Linked DNA regions of Mus musculus: region 1 is linked to region 2. The links are chromatin loops, found by intact Hi-C in ENCODE. Cell type or tissue: left cerebral cortex. All regions are shown on one strand. Each heading gives the region's core, and the rest is flanking DNA. Links, peaks and the distances in the headings are about the cores only.

What was found. A loop is a pair of places that touch in the nucleus more often than their neighbours do. Peaks named below come from ENCODE experiments on the same cell type or tissue, not always from the same donor. Only the 100,000 strongest peaks of a DNase experiment are listed, where the experiment ranks them.
Region 1: a loop joins it to region 2, with 2.3 times the contacts of the local background. A loop is called at or near these places in 6 of 42 quality-filtered maps.

Annotation. Positions count from the first base shown.
Region 1 is chr12:117,474,615-117,486,785 of GRCm38, reverse strand. All of the region lies in intron 1 of Gm31482 (a long non-coding RNA gene), which reads right to left. Among named protein-coding and RNA genes, the nearest start is that of Gm31482, 15 kb to the right of the region's middle. In left cerebral cortex, for the core only: no CTCF peak of the experiment used is centred there; DNase peaks (open chromatin) are centred at 3,907, 4,205, 5,479, 7,491 and 1 more place; H3K27ac peaks cover 2,079 bases.
Region 2 is chr12:117,528,268-117,540,438 of GRCm38, reverse strand. Rapgef5 (Rap guanine nucleotide exchange factor (GEF) 5) reads right to left here and starts at 6,511. Exons shown (of 26, transcript NM_001373989.1): 1 at 6,206-6,511. The coding sequence starts at 6,421. In left cerebral cortex, for the core only: a CTCF peak has its summit at 5,746; DNase peaks (open chromatin) are centred at 6,444, 7,045, 9,130, 9,544 and 5 more places; H3K4me3 peaks cover 2,761 bases; H3K27ac peaks cover 5,025 bases.

The DNA of each region.
Region 1 (12,171 bases), core at 2,656-10,655, 54 kb after region 2:
TGAGCTGTGTTACATGGAAAATGCTTTAAAAAAAAAACCCAAAACCTTATTAGCAACACACAATGCATCAATCAGTCCTCTATTTTAGGCATCAAGCATGATTCTCTGTATTCCCAAGATAGAGTTAGATACTTCACCTGACCGTTTAATAAGCACACCTCATAAACAGTGTAATTATCTGTGTCACAACCTGGAAATTCCCAGTATCACTTCATGCTTGGTGTTGCTGTTTAGCATTTAGTGGAGCCTTCCAGGAGAGGCAGCAAACACAGCACTGCCAAGGGGATTGCCTGAACCCCAGGCCCCGCTCCAAAGATTCTGTTTCCATGGCTGCATTCCTTAATCACTTTGCCATGGCATCTTGAACCAGTAATCAAAATTACCTCATGGACTGTGGCAAAGCACTGAATGCTATGAGCACACCTTTGTTTCTCTGTATTTCCCAGCCACCCACAACTAAGCAGGGTCCCAGCCATAGACACTCTGACATGTCATGTGTCAGTCGTGTGGCTGAATGAGGGAGATACTCCTGTGTGGTCCTCTGCCTCATCTTTAGATCTAGAATCAGGATGGGCACACTTCTCACACACTTTTTTCAGACATTGTTTACAGATATTAGTTTATAAAAGGGTGAAGCCTTGTCTTAGTTAGGGTTTTACTGCTGTGAAGACACACCATGACCAAAGCAAGTCTTATAAAGGACAGCATGTAATTGGAGCTGGCTTACAGGTTCACAGGTTCAGTCCAATATCATCAAGATGGGAGCATGGCAAGCAACATCTAGGCAGGCATGGTGAACACAAAGTGGAGAGTTCTACATCTTCATCTGAAGGCTGCTAGTGAAAGATTGACTTCCAGGCAGCTAGGATGAGGGCCTTAAAGCCCCCACACCCACAATGACACACCTATTCTAACAAGGCACACCTCCAAATAGTGCCTGGGCTAAGCATATTCAATCCATGACAAGCCTCCTTCAGCCTGGATCCCTGAATGACTGTGGAGTTGGACGTGTACCTCACCCTTGGCTCACTTCTATTCTCTTGTGGATCCTTAAAGAACAAGTAGAGTGAGAATAATCTTGTTATGAGAAGAGACTCATGGATTATTTCTTCTACACACTATCACTGAGCTGGTTTCTGAAAGGTGGTACCATGCAGTTGTGAAGAGCATGCTATCACTATCTTTATGACCATTCAGTGTTTTAGTTGATCCGTTTGTAACATGGTGATGATTTCTCAGAGGACTGTTGAAATATTTTAGAATTTGGAATCAGTTAAGATGTAGATGACTCTGTGTGTGTGTGTGTGTGTGTGTGTGTGTGTGTGTGTGTGTGTGTGTATGTGTGATGCTAGGTTCCAAATTCAGGGTCTTATGATGCTAGACAAGCACTCTCCTATTATGCTATACTCACATCCCAAGTAGAAACTCTTAGAACAGTGTCTTGACATGGAAAAAAATTATCAAATGTTTTCCTCAAATTCATGTGATGTCCTAACTCCTAGAACTTCAGAATGTGACTCTATTTGGAGATGGGCTTCTAGAGAGGTGGTGAGCATTGAACAAAGCATAGATCAGGCCCTAATCTATCATGTCTATTGCCCTTGTAAGAGGAGATTAGAACCAGACAGGCACAGAAAAGGGAGCACATGATGTCACTGGGAGAGGAGAAGATGCCATACACAAGGCAAAGAGAGAGGGTTCAGAAAAAAACAAGCCTATTGATACTGCTTCTAGGATTTGGGGCCTCCAGAAAGGAGTTTTGGTTATTTTAACCTTCTATTCTATGGTATTTTGCTATAGCAGTCCTAAAAAGTTTTTACAGAAGGAGGAGAAAGTTCCTTCCAAGTTCAAGGCACTTGCCTCATTGCCTTGCTTACCACAGTGTATTTTTCTCCACACTAAGCTAGGGAAAGTGGGCCTATGAAAGGGTTAAGAGAGCAAAAACACTAGTTTCTTTAGCTGGATTTGATCCCTGGAAGCCAAGTTAAAAGCTGGATGTGGGTGGTAGGAGGTGGGAAGTGGGAGGTGGGAGGTGGGAGGTTGGAGGTGGGAGGTGGGAGGTGGGAGGTGGGAGGTGGGAGAGGGTATCTCTAAGATGTGCTGGAGACCTGTAACAGGGGAGGCCCTGGGGTATCTGTGGGGAAGACTCTAGCTGACATTCCTAATAGTGGAAGATATGGATCCTAAAGTGACCTCTTCCTATAGCCATGGAGAACTCCCAGTGGAGGGATGAGGACAGCAACCAGCCCACAAAACCTTTGACCCAAAAATGTGTTCTGTCTACAAGATGCTCAGGGACAAAGAGGGACCAAGGCAGTGGTTAACCAATGACTGGCCAAATTGAGATCCATCCTATTGGTAAGAAACAATCCCTGACACTATTAGCAATACTCTGTTATGCTTGCAGACAGGAGCCTAACATAACTGTCCTCTGAGAGGCTCCACCCAACAGCCAATGGAGGAAAAAGATGCAGAGACTTACAGCCAAACATTAGATGGAGCTTGAGGAGTCTTGTGGGAGAGTTGAGGGAAGGTTAGACAGACCCAAGAGGACAGGGACTCCACAAGAAGACCATCAGAGACAACTGGAACCTTTGGGGCTCCCAGAGACTGAATCACTAACCAAATAACGAGCTCGGGCTGGACCTATGCCCCTTGCACACATGTAGCAGATGAGCAGCTTGGTCTTCATGCAGGTCCCCAAACAATGGGAGCTGTCCTTTGATCTGTTGCCTGCCTGCCTGTGGATTCCAGTCCCCTAACTGGACCACCACCACCATGTCTGGTCTTGGTGGAAGGGGATATACCTAGCCCTGCGGTGACTTGATGTATCAGGAGGGTGATACCCAGGGGGTATCGCTGTCTTCTCAGAGGAGGGGGAATGGTGGGAGGATCTGTATGAGGGAAGACTGGGTGGAGGAGAAGGGGTGTGCTGATATTGGTATGTAAAGTGAATTTAAAAAAAAAGCTGCATGTGATGACACACATCTGTAATCCCAGCACTTCTGCCCAGAGATGAGAAGTAGAGACACATGAATCCACAGAAGGTCAGAGAGCAGCTAGCCTGGAGAACATAGTGTGGCAGCAGAAATACAGGAGACCATACCACAAAAAAAGTAGAAGATGAGAAGAAATCCTAAAAGTTATCCTAACACGCACACACATATGTACATCATTGTATGTGCCTGCCCTTGCCAGTTTGTTGCCCCATACCCACAGAGGTGAACTCTCGTATATAATGAGGCCATGCATGTATAAATTTTGATTTCTAATTCTAAGAATGGCAAAAGAGCAACCTAAACTTCTGGATATGATAGGAAGATAAGCACTTAACCAGTGTGAACACACACACACATGAGTGGGAAGGCTATGCACACATGTACTCACTCAAACAAATAGCCTGGAAATTCTGGTGAAATTTTCTGAAGTTCTGGACCAGATTGGTCACTAAATTCTCAAAGAGATACATGACCAGAGTTCAGATCTTAAGGCTAAGACAGAGAGAGAGAAAGGACAGGTTGATATATAAAATTAGGTTGATGTGGATATAATGTATAAAATTAGGTTGGTGTGAATAAAGAGCTATAATAAAGAAGAGAGAGTCTGGGTCTTTTTGACTGGGAAGGCTGCAGACAGTGCTTCCAGCAATGGTTTAGAAAAGAAGGAATTCTTCCAGAGTCAGAGCAGGAACCAGGGAAAACAAACTAGAATAGTTTCTGGTCTTTGGCTTGGTTACTGCTAGATTTGAGTTTTAAATTTCACTTTCTCATGGTAGGAACAGGGCCCTATCTACAGGGGATATAGTGGGAGCCCACTGAAATTGTCTTCCCATATCCTGGCTGCTCACTGGAACCCCCTGAAGACATTTTGCTTTATTCGGAGGCAAGGACGACCAAAAAAGGACTCCAGCTCCCTCCCACACGCTCTATTTTTAGTGGCTGCCTGTAGTGCAAAGTATAGAAAGGTCCTGAGCCAAGGAAGTGTTTGCCTTGTCTGCTGGAAAGAGCTCTCTCTCATTCTCTCTCTCTCTCTCTCTCTCTCTCTCTCTCTCTCTCTCTCAGTCTCTCTCTCTCTCTCTCTCTCTCTCTCTCTCTCTCTCTCTCTCTCCAAAAGCCTTGTGTTAAACACAAGTGTTCTCTGCGTTCTCTGCAGAGTTGCTCAGATTCCTATGAATAAGGATTGCAGGATCAGCACAGCAAATTCCCTACATAAGGTCCACCAACATCCAGGGACAGAATCCCAGCAGGCCTGAGCAGTTGGTGACAAAGAGGACAGGAGAATTGAGGATATAGCCAGGAAGGCTCTGAAGACCATAGCATGCATCCAAAACAAAGGTGAGGCCTTGCAGATGGGGAAGCAGAAGTTCTAACACAGGACAAATGGCCACTCCAGACCAGTTTTCCAGAGAATAAAGCTTCATTATGAGTGTCTAATACAGCAAACAGCTCCAGAGACTTAGCAAGAGTGCTCCCAGGCCTTGCATATGGGTAACTGCCCACAGTACGTGCTCTGTAATTTCTGTACACTACAATCACCTTGAAGGTTTTCAAATCTCTTGCTGGTTGGTCCTCTCATGCAGTCAACTCCGTGTGTCTTAACCTGAGCTGCACATGGAAGCCGCCAGGGGAACTTTAGACAGTGGCGATGCCTTGCTCTTCCCTCATCCACCTCTAGACAGAAATGCAACACTTATCGGTCTGGGTGCAGCCAGGACTAGGGGTCAGCCCCTCATAATCCTAATATGCACCCATGGTTGAGAACAGCTACTACAAAGAAATTGAGAAACAGATACTCTGACCTGGGATGTCTAGCGTTATGCCTCAGTAGAGATGACCCTCGGCTGAACCAGGCTTTCCCCCAGATCAGCCACTCTTTGGGTGCAGAGGAAACTCCACATGAACCTCACTATCCCAATCCAGAAGGCACAGTCATTTTGATTTTCTAGACTTGTACAAACATAACCCTTGGTGGCCTGGTTGACACTTCCCTTTTCAAGAAATCACTGTGATTGCTGTCATACACCATTAGTTTGGATTTTTTTTGATTAATTGGCTGGTTTCCCTCAAATGGTGCCCTTGATATCTTCATTTTGTATCTTGTGGACCCATCACAATACCTGGCACACAGAGGACCGTGAAATACCGAAAGAAGTGAAACCACTAGTTACTACGAGGCCTTAAAAGCCCACCAGGCCACACCTTGGCAAAATAAGCTAAAAACCTCAATATGAGGTTCAATCATTAGAGTGTAAATTGTAGGTGAATAGACCCATATTTTAAAAGCCAAATTAAACAAACAAGTGTGTGTGTGTGTGTGTGTGTGTGTGTGTGTGTGTGTGTGTGTATGTATGTATATATGTATGTGTAAGCTATACCTCTGTGATTATATAACCTTAGTCTTTTCTCTTCAGGACCCTGTAGCTGCCTTCCTCCTCAGTCTCCCTTCCCTTGCTAATCTCTTAGTGCATGAGTCACCTCTGTGGTCATTTGCTGTTCTCTGGGAAATTCCCTCTTGCATGGTCATTGGGTTCCTCAGGAGAAGATCTAGCTTCCCACTAACATTTCCAGGGCTTGGCAGAATGGCACTTGGTGAAGGGGAAGAAAAAAAAAAAGCCTATTCATCTAAGATAGGGGAAATGAGGCTCAGCATATTTATATCAAATTTGGTCATCAGCAAGTGCTTCCTGGTCAGTCTTGGTCATGGGGTCAGGGAGTCACGCTACTGTTTGAGATGATTAGGCTATACTTGCCTTCTGCCCAGAGCACTATGGGTAAGTGTTTATACCATAGCTCTGAGTCCTGAGGTACGTTCATGCACGTGTCTTCTAATGCTTATCCTCAAGTATGTTAATGAGAAGGCAGTATCTTATGTGACAAACTTTCATTCACTGGAAACATTTTAGCCAGAAATCTGGTAACCAAAGGTTTGTTTTATTAGTTCTCCAAACATCCTTCACAAATAATAAAATAAATAAACCAAATGGTCATTTGCATTTTGAACAAACCTTCCACATTCTGAGAGGGAGCACTGCCCACCAGCAGTCTCTTTTTCTCTGCCTCTCCTCCCTCTGCCAGGGTAGACAGCAGGTCCTGACGCTCTCATAGTAAACGCATCTGACCATTAAGGAGCCAGATTCCCCTGTGCCCTCTCCAAACCACTCTGCCCATCCTTAATCCTCCCTACACTCGTTCTCATACATAAAAGAGTGGCATGGCTCTGGGCAGGCTGTCCCTAACACTTCACTCTAGGTCACATGGACACTGTTTAGATTAAATATGACGAGTCTCCCTGTGTACCTGGCCCTTCCATCCCTACCTAGAGCTATTTGACCACCACCTATGGTGTTTTAGAAAAGCCCCAGTCCAGAACAGGGTTTCCAGAGTTATGCCCCCTGTGAGCTCAGCTCGGCTGTCACCGGCTCTGGTCTGATGCTTTAGCTCTTGATTCCGAGACTGAACACTACAGTGTTTTTACCCAGCTAGCTCCCAGAGCTGAGACTGGGCCAGGGGAATGTGCTACGTAGGGATTAGCTGAAGCAGACATATCAAGACCTGGATATACTTGGAAAAGAACAGACTTTCTCTGGTCCGTGAGAGTTAGGACAGGGAGAAAGGAATATGTATCTCGGAAAGGAAATGAGGAGATCAGGGAGGTGGGAAGCAAGGGGAGGGGCCAGGCTGGGAGGGTCCCAGCACAGAAGCTGTACACAGAAAGTGTGCTACTCTGTGCAGCTGGCTCTGCGGTGGGCACGTGTACTGGGGAGAATAAAGGAAGATAGCCTCAGTTCCTGAACCTTAGGTGAAGACCCGAGCCTCCTTGCCAGCTTCCTTCCTGAGCGAGCTGTCCTTGCCTCTGGTCCCCGCCAGTGCTCAGGTTCATCTCTTTCCTGTCGGGCAGCCTCATGGCACAGACATCCTGAATACAGTCGCCAGCCAAGAGTCTCCACATGGTGCTCAGATAAGGTGGTATTGGGCAGAGTCCTGAGGAGGAGGTACTTAGTGTAGATTCCTGTGGGAAGGGCAGTTCCTGTGTAAGGGACAGCAGGTTGCAAAAGCCCTGGTGAGGCATGCCCCAACATAAGGGAATCTGGACTGGGATGATGGGAGCATTTGGCAAAGAGATGCGGTAGGTAGCAGAAGGAGCAATGGTAAGGCAGGGCTTGATGGGTCAGATAAGGGATCTGGATTTTACCCAAAGAAATAAAGGAGGGAATGTTTTCAAAAGCTCACAAAACTGAAGAGTAGGGGTCATAGGGAAGGGCAGAGAGGATGTAGGATGGCTCTCAGTGACCAGAGAACTGGGATGTGGTCCTGGCTCTGCCTGCACCTGGTGACAAAGCATGCTGCAAAGTTCTCTCTCTCTCTTGCAGCAGATCCCCGGATGAGAAGCAAATGCCCCAGCCCTTCCCCTCTAGCCCTGTCTTCAAGCAGAAAAAGTATCCATGCCCCTATTTTCCTGGGCTTAGAGGAGAGAATACACAATGGCACTGGTTACTTGTGCCTCTTAGGACATGTCCTTTGTGTGGACAACAGGAAGGGGGAGGCGGGGAGAGAAAAAAAGGAAGCTACTGGTGTGGACAGCAGGAGGAGAGGGGAAAGAAAAGAGGAAGCTACTGGTACTTTGAGACGGTATGCAAACAAAGGACTGTCCTGAAGGACCACTTTCCCTACTTCCTAGACATCCTCTCTTCCTCCTTTGTTCTCCCTCCTCTTCCTCCTCCCCTCTCCCTCATCCCCTCTCCCTCCTTTCCTCTCCCTCCTGCCCTTTCCCTCCTCCTCTCTACCTCCTTCTCCTCCCACCCACATGCATCCTAGGCATCACTGTCCAGTTATCAAGTCAAGTGGCTCTGACTTTGTTTAGTGACAAGAATCCTGATCAGATTCTACAGCACGGGCAATGACCATGCCTGCCCATTCTGCACTGGATACTTGCAATCTTCCCTGTAATTCTACATCTAACTAACTAACCCTCTGACTTCATCTGACTTATTCTGGCTTACAGAAGATCACGATTTCTAATCATAGCTAGTGTAATCTAAAGAATAATCTGTGTAGCAAATTTCTGTCCAGCACATCCAAAATGAGTACAGTTAAAAAAATGATAACTGTGTACGGAGATGTGAGATGTGTGTGTGTGTGTGTGTTGGGTGTGTGTGTGGTGTGTGTGTATGTGTGCACGCACATGCGCGCCTGCAAGTGTAAAGGACCTTAAAGGCAAATAACAAAAGAAAGATGGATTATTGAAAACTTCAACTTTCCTAGGACTCAATGTATATTGAAAGCAGCCAGCCTTCAGTGGGCAGAAGCCCGTGTTATTTAGAAAATGTGGGAAATGGGCTCTGTCAAACATAACCAATGATAATGTAAATTGCTATGACCTTTCTGGAGGGGAAGCTGGCAGGAGGCAGCAAATTTTTCAAAACTATGTACCATAGAAGCCCTTTTGCTTCCAAGAATAAGATCCTATGAAATTACTGGACAACTCCACAAGGACATATACACAAGGGTTTACAGGAAAGCAGGTTAAATCATCCATAGGTCAAACTGGCTGAACACCCAGTGTGCATGCATGCCAGGGGACACTCTTAGCCAGCAAAAGCCGTATGTTCATTGATGAGGAAATGAGCCTATAGCACAGGAAGCAAAAAAGGTCAGTCACAAAAGCATGCAGTGGTTTTGGATACAAGCTTCTGGGTCTATTTCTGAGCAAATGAAGAAAGAGTATGGAAAACAGGTCTGCCAACGGCAAGTCATGCTAGGACTCCTCTGGAATAAGGGAATTTTTTCTTTTTTTATTTTCCACTCTTTTCATTTTCCATGATCGCTGAATTTTAAGTATTAAACATTAGTGGTTTTTGAAACCAGATAAAAGCAGCAATACTGAGGGGGTCTGATGAGTGGTGGGATATGGTTTGCAGCTGTCTGTGGTCAAGAGCTCCTCTCTCCTCTCCTGCCATCTCAGACAGGATTAGGCTTTGGCTCTCTCAGGTACATGAGCATGCACTCTGTTTTCAAAAGTTCCAAAGAGGCATCAACATTTCCTTTACATTCACTCCTGGGTTTATCAAATCCATCTGAAAAAGAAACGTCCTCCTGTGTTTAACGGGAAGCATCAGTCCTGCCATCTGAGCTATTGTGATTCTGTAGGCAAGTGACTGACAGACTTCGTGGAAAGTTGGTACCTTGAACCTCACATTCTTTTTGGACCTAAATGTAGTGTCTTGGTAAATTAAGAGGAAAAAAGAATTCTTGTAAGAAACAGGATTCATTAACATTCCAAAGACACCTCCAATGAGTGTGGCTATGCTTGATTCTCATCAAGTTCACCGTTCAGTGACAATGAGACATGAATCTCATTATGTGCTCAGCAGGGAGCCTAATGCTGAAGTAAGGACCTCTTCATTCAATATGAGAATTTCCCATGGGGGTGTCTTGGGGAAGAATTATCAAAGTTAACTTTGAAATTAACTCTCACCATCAAACGGCTGGATAAGCCTTAAAACAAGTGTGCTAACACTTGCACATCTTTTATAAGTGTATTTGTCTTCTCTTTTTTGCTTTAAAAATTATTATTTTGTGTATATGAGTATTTTGGCTACATGTCTGTGTGCCTCATGTACATAAGCAAAATAAATATATTAAATTTTAAATTAAAAACTTAAATATGAGTAAATAAAGATATTAATAAGACCCAGATATTGGTAGAACACATATTTATCATGTGTGAAGCCCTATGTTAGAGCCCCAGTACCCCCTAAAAATTGACAACTAGTTTTGAAATACTTTGTGCTTAGTCTAGAAGCACACAGAAAGAGAAAGCCAGTGTGTGCTTGTGTATATGTATATACACATAGAGATACTATTAGGTGGTCCATATTTCTGATTCACTTCAATCAGCCATATTACTGACATGGTTTGCCTCCAAATGACTTCATGCTCCTTCACAAACTAAAATTCGCCTGCTGTAAACATTGTCATCACAAAAGAGAGTCAAAAAATATTCACAGGCTCAGCAGGGGTTTCCCCAGGAGCAGTTCCCCAAATGGCTTGAGCACCCAGGATGCACACATCCAGGGTGAACACACCCATGGCTTGATTTTCCCAAGGACTCAATTCCCACTGTTTCCACAAAGGTTCGAAGTAATCACCAATAATTTTAAGTCAGCGACATTGGTTTATCATGCATCTCATTTAACAAAATTCACTATGAGATGCTTATGTTTGCTTGGATGTGAAAGAAAGATGCAAAGCTTTATGAAAGGCATGCGGAAAGGAGTTATTTGGCTTAAAGACATAAAAGTGCTTTTTCTATAGGCGTTTAATGGAATTAAAAAGATATCACAAGCAAATGGGGAAAGGAGAAATTGCTTCACATGAAGGAGCTGTGTGGGAAGAACCTCCAGGACACTGTCAAATGCTGGCGGGGACTTGGAATAGCCGTGGATGACTTCGGAAAATGGCTGGCTAAAACCTAAAGCATAAAGTTGACAAATAACCCAGCAGTATCCTCCTAGGTGCTTTCTCGGGGGAAATAATAGTGTCTGTCTGCATGAAGACTTATACTTGGATGTTCAAAGAAGCATTGCAGTCACGATAGTTCAAACTGGAATCCTCAATTCCATGTGGTACAATCACTAACAGATTATTATCTGGCACTTTATAGAAATGAGGTGCTAAAACATACCTATAGAAACAATACTATTGTTTCTATATTGAATACCTACTGAAAAAAATACTAAAAAGAGCTGGCCATACACACACACACACACACATATATATATATATTCCAGAATACAGAAAGTCTGGAAATGGCTCTGCGTCTGCCTGAGGGGCTGAGGAGAAGTAGAAAGTGCATGGCATTGCGCAGAAGGATGTATTGGAGATGATGGATGATGGTGTTCTAAGGATTATTCGAAAGGCTGGGCACGGTGGTACATGCCTGCCATTCCAGGACTATGACTTCAGACCACAGCAGGAAGGATCTTGAGGGTGGTGGCTCTGGCTAACCAGCATTAACCTTACACAAGACCCTGTTCCAAAAACGAAAGAACATCCACAGATAGATGGCTGTGAGCTTTGCACAGATCTATAAACCCACTAAAAGTCATTAGACTTTATGCATAAAATAATAAATGTATGTTGTGATGTTATACCTTAACAATGCTGCTAAAAGTAACATATTGACTGGTTTTACTTTCTTGCTCTTCTGGTTCCAATTTGTAAAAAATAAACAAAGATATTAACAAAGTTATATAACTATAACTAAAATGTAGAGACTATGCAAGCACAAAATAATAATATAATAAAAAAAAATAGGGAGCCAGGGACAAGTTGATCTCTTGAGTTTGAGGCCAGTTTGGTCTACATAGAAAACTCCAGGACACCCAGGGCTGCACAGAGAAACCCTGACTCAAGAAACCAAAAGAAAAACAAAACAACAATAAAAACAACTTCCTGAACTGATCAGGCTCTAAGGTCAACAATTAGTAAACAGGACCCCCTGAAACTAAAAAGCTTCTGTAAGGCAAAGGACACTATCAATAGGACAAGATGGCAACTTACAGATTGTGTAAAGACCTCCATTAACCCCTCATCCAACAAAGGACTAATATCCAAAAGATATAAAGAACTCAAGAAGTTAGACTCTACAAAACCAAATAACCCAATCAAAAATTGGGGTACAGAACTGATCAGAGAATTCTCAACAGAGGAAACTCAAATGGCTAAGAAGCACTTAATGAAATGTTCAACTTCCTTAGTCATCAGGGAAATGCAAATCAAAATGACTGAGATTCCACCTTACATCAATGAGAATGGCTAACATCAAAAATTCAAGTGACAGCACATGCTGGTGAGGATGTGGAGAAAGGGGAACACTTCTCGCTTGATGGTGGGATTGCAAACTTGTACGACCACTCTGGAAATCAATTTGGTGGTTTCCTAAAAAAATTGGGGATAGTTCTACCTCAAGACCCAGTTGTACCACTTCTGGGTATATACCCAAAAGATGCTCCACCATATCACAAGGACACTTGCTCCACTATGTTCTTAGCAATTTTACTCAAAATACAGGAAACTGGAAACAACCTAGATGTCCCTCAATCAAAGAATGGGTAACAGAAAATGTGGTACATTTTACACAATGGAATACTACTCAGCTATTAAAAACAAG
Region 2 (12,171 bases), core at 2,446-10,445:
GCAGTTTACAGAGCCTTTGTACTTTCTGTACTAGAGAGCTAGACAGTCTACTCAAAACTATGTCCTATGGGGCCTGACTTGCCTGGATTCAAACTTCCCTCCCTTTTCCCACCTACACAATCTGAGATCTTGGGCAAGCCACCTCCGTGTTTCAGTTTTCACATCTATGGAATGCACATAGCCACATCTAATTTACAAGCCTGTTGCAAGAGCTGAATGAAGTCTCTGCCATAGGTATATACATGATACATGAGTCTCTGAGTTTAATATAAGTACAAAGAACAAATCATGTTTTCAGCTTATAAGGCATATGTTTAAAACAAGTATTAAATGAACATACTGGTGTAGTATGGAGTAGCGTATATTTCTCAATAGTGGAGACAAGTTTCTGGCAGAGGTGGATATTGAGTCACACCCATGGTGTTCCAGTTTGGACAGAGTAAAAGGGTCACTCTGTTTATGTCATCTCAGTAAGATTGCTCATGCCTGCACTCTCAGCATTTGGGAAGCTGAAGTAGGAAGATGCTACATGTTCAAGACCAAGCTGTGAGACACAGTGAGTCCCAGGCTGACCTGATCCCTCAATTTAAAATGGGAGGTGGGGTGGATACCAGTGGTCCTTTCTAGTTTTTGTTCTTCTATTCTGCATCTGCCACAGGGCCACCAGCTAGTGAAGTGCAGTAAGTAAAAGGAGTCACAGAAGGAAAGTAAGCCACCCACCTGAAGAGAAAGTCAAAGGGTGAGCATCTCTAGAGGACTATAGTAAGCTAAGCATAACTATAGGACTATGGTGAAGACTCCATTGTGAAAGCCAGTCACTGAGCATCACAAGAGGACCATGGGGAAGCATCCGTTGGGAAAGCCAATGGCTGAGCATCACTACAGGACCATGATGAAGTCAATGGCTGAGCATCACTAAAGGACCATAATAAGCAGAGCATCTCTACAGGACCATGGTGAAAAGTCCATCACTAGAAGACAATGGGCAAACATCTACTGTGAAAGCTAATGGCTGAGCATCACTAGAGAACCATGATGAAGCCAATGGCTGAGCATCACTAGCAGACATTGTTGTCCACTGTGAACAACTGAATCAGCTACCTACTGTAAATAAAGCACTTTGAGATAAAGAAGAGCATCCCAGAGTCTAAGAGGAAACATGCCAGTAGTAAAACCCAAAATATGTCACTCCCAGCATCTGACAGCATATAGAGAAAGATGGAGTGGTCATCAACACCTATTCTACACCATCAATTTTGGAAATAGCCTGGTTAGAAATATCTTTAAAGAATTTCAAAAATTAAGGTAGAAGGCCAAGACCAAGGGGGGAAAGAGATAGACACTAAAAGAAGCAAAACATTCGAGAAATAAACTATTTTTGCTAATACATTTTTTAAAAGATTTGTGATCCTTAGACAGATGGGCAGTTTCAAATGTGAGGGCGAAAATGGACATGATAAATCAGAAAGTATAAAGGCTTCTAGTCTACTGAGACCATATGCTAAGTATGGGGGAGAAGAGGACACACGCTCAAGAGAGAATTTGCCACAACAGACTGGAACAAATGCATTAATTCCTGATGACACTAAGAAAAGAACAACTGTGGTTATCTTAAGAAAAGAACAACTCTGGCTATTCATGAAGGCTGTTAGTAATTAAAGCATTACTATGAAAAATGATACATGGGGAAAACAGGATTCCCCCCTTCTTTCCTATGCAGCCTGAATGCTGGAAAATCCAAATAATTCCTGGTAGAATGCACTTACGAACACTGTTCCAAATAATAGGTGCAACAGGAATGATGTATTCAGACTGTCGATGTATTTGCACTCCCTAATGAAGATGACTTCAGGAATTAAGAAACTAAAACCATCAGGTGAAAGGTAGAAGGGAAAGTGACATCATCTGCGTCAATCAGTCAGTCCTCACTACTCCGGAAGAATCCTGACCTATCAGCACCACAAAATGACAGGGACACCTAGCACAGTACTACTCAAAAACGGTATGTGCTTTTGAATCCAGTCCAGCCTCCGTATGGAATTGTCAGGTTATAGGGATGGAAGAATGGGTTAACTAACACCCAGAAAGTAGGACAGAGTCCTGGACTAAGGATCCAATTTGTCTTGCAAATCAATATCATTAAAAAAAAGAGGGTGGAGTCTGTTATAAAATAAAACGGACTTAAAAGTTCAAGAATCAAAATCAACATGTGGCACTCTTAGTTTCTGATTCTAATAATAACAGCTAGACAGGCATCTTCAGGAGGATTTGCATGTAGGAACTGTGCTAAGAAATGTTAACTGTCTTAGGAACGAAAAAGTCACAAGTGCTTTGTTTTGTTTATTTGTTTGACTTGTTTTATTTTAAATAGGAGTGCAGAGCTCACTCTGTAGCCAAAGCTTGCAATTTTGACAGACTTGTGTTCTAGATACAGCCATAAGCTACCATGCTGGCACAGAGGAGGGTGCTGGTGGCTGTAAGGTCCTTATCAGAGGTGTCAGATGCAATTTTTATGAAGTAACTCAGAGGTTGCTTTAAATTATACCAGAAACAACCCCCTCCCCATCCCATCCCTTACCACAAATGAAACAAGATTTGGTATAATGGGATTCCAGAATACCTGGTGTTGCCATTGATGTTTAAAAATGTTTCCATAGCAAAATGTAGCCGTAGTAAAAAGTAGCAAGTCTTCCTACAATGCAAACCTTAGCTTTTGCTTTTCTTGTCCAAAGGAGGTGCAGTCTTCTCAATGAGTATGCACAGTGAATTCAATACCATTAGAAACAACAGAACAGAGGAACCAGGGAACCAAGGAAGTGTGCTGTATTAACCAAATGACAGGTTAACTTGTCCCAGAAAGAGACACTCTGTAAGGTACTGGGCTGAACAACACAGTCCATAGAGAGCTGAGTTGATGTTGGATGGTCTCAAACTGTGGGAGTCTCAGACAACATGGACAACAGCATAGGAACTACTAGGTCAGATTTTGGTATGATTCAACCTCTTCACCAACAGTGCAATACTCAGAGCTGCTTTGTGCCGAGTGAACTTCTATGAACAGAGATCACTCAGCTCAAATCCGTAGGTACGGCCTCACAGTTTTCATTGAGTCTCTGAGTCATGCTGCCATTACATTAATATCAGTGTCCCAATCAAGGGGACTACCCAGTTAATATCAGATGTTCATCACCTGCCAATCAGCCTGGGATATATTTTACTATTTCTCTCTTCCTCTCAAACCCCTTCTTATGGACATTTACATCATCCATACTATTCTTAAGTTGAAGCTCAAACCCTTACTGTGATGACATATGGAAATTGGGGGGGGGGTGTGGAATACTGTGATGGAAATCTTTGGCAGTATTTAGATTGTATTTGGTTGTGAGGGTGAGGGCCTCATGGTAAGATTAGTGGCTTTATAAAAAGAGGACAAGATTGTCTTTGACCCTGCTGAAGAAAAGCCATAAGAATGGGTAGAGGAAAAATGGGCCCCTGCAAGGCAGACAATGCCCTGTACAGAAACAAAACTAGCCTGAACAGAGCTTGGGTTTGCCAGATTTCATAACTGTGAGAAAATAAACATCTCTTCAGGCCATCAAGTTTAGGGTATTGTGTTACAGTGTCTCAAGCTGCATGACACAGAGCACATGATTTTACTTTGTTTCCCTTCTTTCAAACTCCTTCCTACCCCTTTGACAATGAGGGTTACAAAAATCGCAACAGTAGTTGCTCTAGTTAGTGTTTTTCAACAGGACAACCAAGCTATAGTTATCTGGGACTCTCAACTGAGAAAAGACCTCAATCAGATGGCCTGTAGGCAAGTCTGTAGGGCATTTTCTTGATTTGCTGATTGATGTGGGTGGATGCTGCCTACTCTCAATAGTGACACCCCTGGGCAGGCTGAGGAAGCCATGGTGAGCAATCCAGTAAGCAACACTCCTCCATGGCCTCCGCTTCAGTTCCTGACTCCAGGTTCCTGTCTTGAGTTCCTCCCCCAAGTTTCACTTTTTTACAGTTGATAAACTGTAAGCTATAAGATGAAATAAACCTTTCTTCCCATGCTTTTGTTTATGGTGTTTTATCACAGCAACAGAAAGCAAACTAAAATAGTCTCCCCTGAAGCAGAAGGAGGGAGAAACTGATAAAAGTGGGAGTTTCCCAACAGTGAAAAACTTGACACTCAATCTTTTAAGAGAGACATGCATTTAAGCTCTTAAAGAACTAATACAATGTAGTGTGACTGAAGAAGAATTAGTAAAGTAGCTTGTTTGAAGAGCCCATATACAGAGTAGTTTGAAAGTTAGGGCCAGTCTGCATATTGACAGGGCAAACATCATCATCCCAGGCAGCAAGAAACTAGAGTCCCTGTGTAGATGAATGCTGCAGATGGATCTGTGGACAATTCCTGTCACAGACTTCCCGGCTGCCCATGTCTTCAGCATTCTGTGCCGTGGAAAAGTAACTGTCAAGGATAATAGGAACACAATTTGACCTACTTTCTCCTAGATTCTTGCAAAGTCTATAATTCTGGGTCTTGTGTTTATTTAGCCACCCTATCTTGAGGACACACTTCCTGCCTTTCTTTGTAAGCAATCCTATACACCACACATCAAGATTACTGTGTGGAGTGGATGGAGTTAGGGATTCTTATGGAAGAGTAGGGGAAAGGACTGAGGTCCCGAAGGGGTTAGGAACTCCACAGGAAGACCAAGAGAGTCAACTAGCCTGGATCCTTGAGGCTCTCAAGAGACTGAACCATCAGCCAGAGAACACACACAGGCTGGACCTAGGCCTCCCTACACATATGGAACAGATGTGCAACTTGGTCTTCACATGGGTCCCAAACAACTGGAGAGGGGGTTATCCCAAAAAGTGTTTCCAGTCTGTGGGCTATATTCTTCTAGCTGGACTGCCTTGTCTGGCCTCAGTGGGAGAGGACGTGCCTAGCTCTGCAGTCTTGATGTGCCAGGGTAGGGAAAAAAACCAGGGGAGCCCACCCACTCAGAGAAGGAGAGGGGCGAAGTGTTGTAGGAGGAGGTGACCGGAAGTGGGGGGGCAGTGAGCGGAATGTAACGTGAATTAAAAAACCATGATTACTGTGTGGGCAATTCTAAAACTTTCCTGGTGGCTGACTTAAAAATTATCTAATTGCATGAGAGAATCCTAAGAACAATCCTTTAAGGTAGCACCGAAGAAGAAAATACCTAGGAAAGGGAAAACACAGCCTGGAGAACAAGAACTGTAGCAATTCAGATCCTTGCCCATCTATAGGAAGCCACGACAGAACAAATGCTTCCTCAGCCCTTAGGTTTCCGCAAGCCAATAACATCACAGGAGCTGTGAGTCTCCAACTACTGTCTCCTTTCATGACATATAACTAAGACTTCTAGTCAAAAAAAAAAAAAATCACACCATTGTTACGATTTTTCAGTAAATACTACATAATAATCAAAAAATAATTTTTAAAAAAAGTATGAGTAGGATGTACCAAGGTATTCCCAAGCTCTGCTGAGTAGGAAGGAAGTCAGTGAGAGCTTACTGGGGCTTTCTTGAGTGGCTTGAGGATCACCAGGATGACAAGCAGGCCCTCCTTTTAACATAAAAAACATGTCTGGCCTGCTCAGGTCGTGAGATGCACTTACAACACAAGGAATGCTCCTTCACCAGGAAGTCATATCTGAACACACCATCAGAAAGTCGATATTTGAGATTCCCGGGGGTCCGACCCTCTCCCGCTCTAGGGGGCGTCCCGGAGTACTGAGTGCTCCCAGCGCTAGCAGCTCACCCAAGCTCTTCCAACTCCTAAGTCTCCCCCTCAGCAGTGGCGGCTGCCAGGGCAGTCCCGACGCCCAGACACTGCTGAGTCTTCCAAAACAAGCACGCACGTCGCAGGCCACCTGCAAACAGGACCTGCGGGAGGCCTAAGACTTTCTGTGAGACGGGGCTGGTTGACTCAGTCACCGGACACCTGCAGCTTCCCCACAGAAAGCAGCAAACAGCCCTTCTTCCTGCGATGCCCCGGCGCCCGGGTGCGCTCAGGTGCATCTAGGGGGAAGGGTGGCCGTCGCAGCCCGAGGGGCGCCCCCTAACCCCGACGTCCCAGGCCCCGCTCCAGCGGAGTCCCGCCACCTCCCCAACTTCCAGCCACGGCGTGGCGGGCCCGCGGGGCAGTCGAGGGCTCCACGTGCGCGCCCGGGCCACTCACCCGGGCGCCGGCGGCGCTCCGCTTCCTCCGCAGCGTGAGCCCGCTCCGCAGCAGCGCAGGCAGGTCCCTGAGGCGCGGCCGCAGAGACGCGGCGGGCGGCTCGCGCTCCGGCTCCCGGGCGCTCGGGCTGCGGCGCAGAGGGCCATCGGCCGGGGCCGCCGAGGCCAGGGCCGGACTCTCGCAAGGCGGCTGCATCTTGACAGAGCCCACCGCCATCCTGATGCCCTGACGGTTGCGGCGGCGCCCGCGGCTGCTCTCCTCCGCGCTCGCCTCCGCGCCTTCGCCAGGCAGCGAGAGGGCGCGACTGCGGCTCAGGCGCGGGACGCGCTGCCAGCCGCTGCCCATTGGCGCGCGCCCGGCTGGGAGCCTCGGCCCCGCGCACCGCCCCGGCCCCGCCCAGGTGCTCCCCGCCCCGCCCCGCCGCTCACCTCCGGACGGCTGAGACACTCCCACCGCCCGCGGAAGGGGCCCTGGAGCGGCGAGTGCTCTGAGCCTGCATAGGTGCGCCATTCCCAAAAACCTCCTCCCGGACCCATTCCCCCGAGTCTAAAAAGTCCCTTTGCTCCAGCCAGGAGTGGCCTGGACTGCGACCCAGAAGGCTCAGAGGTCTTCCTCCCTCCGGCGCTTAGCCTAGCCCCACAGCACAGTCGGTATCCTAGAAAATGTTCAGAATTGGTTTCTTGGGACAACATTGCCCACTCAGTGGTCGGTAGGCGCGCTCCTCATAAAAGGGGGAGCGGAGAAAACTAGTTGGGTTTGATGGGTGCTTAGTAAAATAGGTGCAAGTCTGGTGGCCCGAAGATGAATCTCTGTTGACATGTTGGAACCTGACCTCCCTGGAAGCCTTCTGTGTCTGGTGAATGTGCTTGGTAAACTGTAAAGGCTTAGCGCAGCATGAATCACTGCTTATACAATTCCAGGAGGTAGGAATTGTGGAGTGCTCAGTGGAAACCATTCCAGGAAGGCCTTCAACTCCAAGGGGTTGTGAATCTTCAACAAGGCCTTTAACCCCTCAGCACTAGGACGCTGAGACCCACTCTTTACCTATGACCGCCAAAGATCTGAAAAACCTTTAAAATGACAAGTAAGGATCCTTGACAAGGTTACTATCTCACACAGCAGATGTTTGGCCAAGTGCACACGGGAAATGTGGCCGAGTAGGGAGAGTGGAGATCTTGCCCTTAAGAAAAGGGAAATTCAGCCTGATGTAGATAAATACTAAGAGGAAATCAGGTAGTCCCTAAACTCTTGCTAATTATCAAGTGAATGTAAATACTAAAACCTCCTGGGAAGAGCAACCTAAGCCAGGCCAAGAAATTTACACAATGTCTTAAAGCTTAGAGCCCTTCAAGGAGATTTGAAATTGTGATTTCAAACTCTTAGGTGGCTCACATAGGGCCAGAGGGAGCCTTTGGACCTGGAGGCTATGTCCTGTTAGAGAAGGGTGATGTCATAATGAAGAAGTCGGGGGAAATAGAATTTGTGTTGTCCGCTTACTGCAGAAGACTTACATTTTGTCCCCTTAACCTATGTACATTTATTGAGAAGGAGTCAGTAATGAGCTCTATAGTCTGTTATGGTTTCCAAATGTCTGTGATGCAGATTTATCCAAGAATGAAACTCTACATCTGTATCTCTAACATCAGTCTCTTGATTTTTAGGTTAAAATGTGCCAGCTAAGGGGTTGGTACTTGGTTCCAAGGAGTTCCCAGGACACTCCTAGTTAACATTCTGATCTGTGGGGCCTTCTGCCAGTCATATCATCCCTGAGAAGTAACATTTGAATTATCTATGACTTCACTCCGCTACAGAAGAGATCGCATATGTTCTGTCTCCTAGTTGACATTCTCGGTCTTCACACATGTTCAAGCAGCTTTTTTTCCTTTGGCTTTTTGTTTGTTTTTGTTTTTGTTTTTGTTTTTGTTTTTTTTTTTTTTTTTGAGTCTCCTGTAGCCCAGGCCGACCTGAGCACCGTATGTAGCCGAGGATCACGTTGAACTTTTGGCACCCCTTCTTTGTCTTCCAAGTGCTAGGATTACAGGCTTGCACTGTAATCCTAGATTCACAGATTCACAGATTCACAGTTTTCAATATAAGATTTAGGAGTTTGAAACTTACACCATAGAGTCTATAGAATCGGCCATGCCATGTATCTAAGGCACAACATCAATAAGGACTTTTGAAAAGTCTATTTAGGTTAAAGTAATAAATAATAAAGGCCACACATACTTAGCATAAAAGTAAGCAGGTGGGAACCAGGAAGGTAGTTTGTCTGCTAAGGTGATTGATTGCCTTGCAAGTCCAAGGACCCAAGTTAGATCCTAAGAAACTATGTTCAAAACCAACCAAACAAACAAGCAAACAAGAATAAGGAAGCAGGGCATAATTAGTGTCACCTCTTTTGATCCCAGGGCTGGAGAGGTAAAGACAGGTAGACCCCTGGGGAATTGATGGCCAGCTAGCCTTATCTAAAGGGGTAAGCTCAGGCAAGTAGGAGACTCTATATTTAAAAACAACAACAACAACAAAAAAAAAAATCCAAGTATGAAAAGAACCTGAGAACTGGCAGCCAGGGTTGGCCTCCACATGCATGCACACACATAAGGATATTCACCTACACACGTGCATTTGCACACACACACACACACACACACGATATATCAGAAAGAGCAGGAATCTGTTAGTAGAAAATTCACACCACTCCTTTCAGACAAGCCCACCCCAGCACCCTCTCCTTGCCTTTTGCCCGGAGTACCACCCTTCTGTAATGCTATGCTACAGCGCTTGCATCCTGAAAGGAATATTCTAGGGATTTTTTTTTCCAGCCTTTTGAAACTTGTGGCTGCTGAGCACTTGAAATGTGGCAAGTGTGACTGAAGAACTAGGTTTTTAACTTTATTTAATTTAAATTATATAAATTTAGACAGCAGCATATGGCCACTGGCTATCCAATATGGCACATCCTAGAGATTTCTCTCGCCCAGACCATTCCATTTCTTACATTCAAATGTCACCATTTCAAGGAAGCATTTTATGACCGTGTGATATAAAACCACAGCCCTTCCCAAGCCTTTCACAGAGCTTGTTGCCTTCCAACATTCTACATAATCATTCTATATACTGTACAGACTTAGTCTCTTGCTGCCTCTCTGAAACTAGAAATACACCCTGTGAGAGCAGATTTTTTTTCTTTTGTTTAGTATTTTAGCAGTCGACCACAGTCATTGAATAAGTGAATGCTTTCATGTATGCAAACTCAGTTTTTCAAATAAGGCTTCACCTGGGTTTAAGTAAAATTATCCTGGCGTTGTATTATTGAAAGCTTAAAGACTATGGGTCCTGCATGTACAAACCCCGCAGCACTCTAACAAGACCACTAGCCAGCCTGAAGTCTAAGGAACCAGAGCTGATGATTTTTTACGAATGGAAATGGCATCATCAAGGCTACACTTGTGGAAATGCCTGTCGTGAGAAGCCACAAATTAGACAGGCTTTTTGTAGTGAAGAGAAATTGGAGAGCTGGAAAATGACCCTGACAGTGAACTATCTGCAATGTCATGAGGGCTGAACTGCTGCAAGAGTGGGGCAAAACTGACTGAGATGTTAGATGAGACAAGAGGCAGGAAAGAGGGTACAAAATGGCTTCTCACAGTGCTGCAGACCACACTCTGGGAAGATGACCATGGCCCAAAGTCTATAATGGGACCTTGAAGACTTGGGTCTGGGACTCTACTTCCTTGCATTTGAACAGGCTTGGGAAGGCTTTGTCCCAATGTTTACATGGGGATGATTTCACTAGATCTGTAAATAGCCCTTAATTTGGCCTGGCAGATTCCATTTCCTGCTATCTCAGAACGCTTGTTGGTAGAATGTGCTCACTCAGAAGCCAACTGCCTTGTTTTAAGGGGCCATCGTAGATATGTAGAAAAACCCAGTGTGGAAGGTTTCTGGCAGCTGAATTCCCATTCAACAGCATTATCAAATGTCGACTATCCATAAGCCACTTGAGATGTGCAGCCCAGGCTAGTCTTCAGCATTTGAGGGCAACCAAATTTGAGGAACCTGAGTAAGAGCTACCAGCTGAGCACCATCAACCACTGAATGGGGAGGTAAAATAATAAATTGTATTAATCCCTAAGTATAGAGTATTTATTTTGTAACTATGATGATCAAACACATGGTCAAAACAGAATGTGATTAAAATGAGAAAATGTTCCTTTGAGGGGAGGGAGGTCTATGCATAAAGAAACTATAAAAATGTCTTTACCTAGTGTGGTGGGTCATGTCTTCAGTGCCAGCCAATTAGATAGAAGGAGTGTAAATTCAAAGACAGCCTGAATTATATTGTTATACTCTGTCTCAAAAAGCCAAAGGCTAGGGACACACAGTAGCCCAGTGCTTACCTGGTAAGTGAAAAGCCCTAGCTCCAATCCCTAGCACCAAGGGAAAAATGTTATTGGAGTTGGCCAAAAAGGAAGAAAAGGTAGAATATTTTCTTCATATAATTGTGTTTATATGTACATTTGTGTACATACATTGTGAATGTATTACCTAATCAAACAAGAATTTACTGGCACCATATTTAGAGAAGTCAGAAGGTTGGGCAAGCAGGTTCTGTGGGCTTCAGTTTATACAGCAGCTATACTGGCTAAGTCAGAGGGCACAGGAGTGAAAACCGAGATAATGAGAGGAGAGCATGGGGGTTGGGGAGCTTATGAGGAAGACTGGAGAGCTGTGTCAGATTCAAAGTCATGATGGCTGGATGGGGCAGGAGGTGCACAGGTAGGTTGCCCTTAGAGAACATTCCGCAGATGGCTCTGAATCCCTGGCTGTATAAAATTCAGGATAGTGATTCCCTGGCTTTTCTTCATTTAATTATATACTCCTGTATGATTACCATAAATACCAAAACATCATGGATACACGGGTCGTCCTTTGTGTCTCACTGTTACTTGTCTACCTGCTTGTCCTTGGGCACAATGCACATCAGGCTCATGACTCCTCGGCCGTCACAGCTGCCAGGACGTTGGTGTACCCTCTTCCTAGTACAATCCCTCTTACATACCCAACTCTGAAGTGTGCCTCACTGAAATACCTTTATATTGTTGTATCAGCTTTCAGAAATAAACACGTAATTTCTCTTTTTTATTCAGCTCGGCCAACATCCCAGTATATAATGACTAAAATAGACAGACCTGAGCCTGGCCTCTCTGAGGATCAGAGCTGAGTAGCTAGCTGATCAGAAGACAGATTATGTCACACAAAACTCATTTCCCAGACTGCCTCACCGAGAATGCCAGAGAGAACCATGTGTGTACTTGATACTCATGCTATTTTTGTGATTTGTATGGAATGAATATGCAATTGAGAGAAATGTAGCAAAATAATGAAACATGTTTCAGATCTAAAATGTTAGGCTTACTTTATTTTGGTTTTCAAGAATCACAAATAGAACTATCTGCCCTCACACTGCTCATGACAAACCTGTGTGGTACAGCCCTGTTATTTTTATAGCATATCACGAACCATGCCTCAAGCAAATACTCCCCCCAGGGGGTGATAACATTTCCTTGTGCTATTTGCATCAGTGGCTCCAGTCAAAGAGAACACCTGATAGGGATAGGTGCCAGGATGGATATGTGTCCATATGAGTTCATCTTCTACTCCTTGTACTGATGGTCTTGAAACAAAATCTCTCTGTGCCTCTTCATACACTGTATAGCTATCACACTGGGAACTTCTTAAGTTAGGCATTCAGAGTCAGGGAAGAAAAATCCTGCATGATCAAAAGCCCAGCGTGACAAGACAGTAATGAAGGACTTAATGTAACCAACAGACAGCAATAAATCTAGGCCAGTCCTGTCCTACTCTCCCTCCCCTACCCCCCAGCTAAGGAAATCTATGCATCCTTCTGCACACCAAAGAACACTTCCTCTGAAAAGCCTTCTTCATTGTTCCCATCTGGG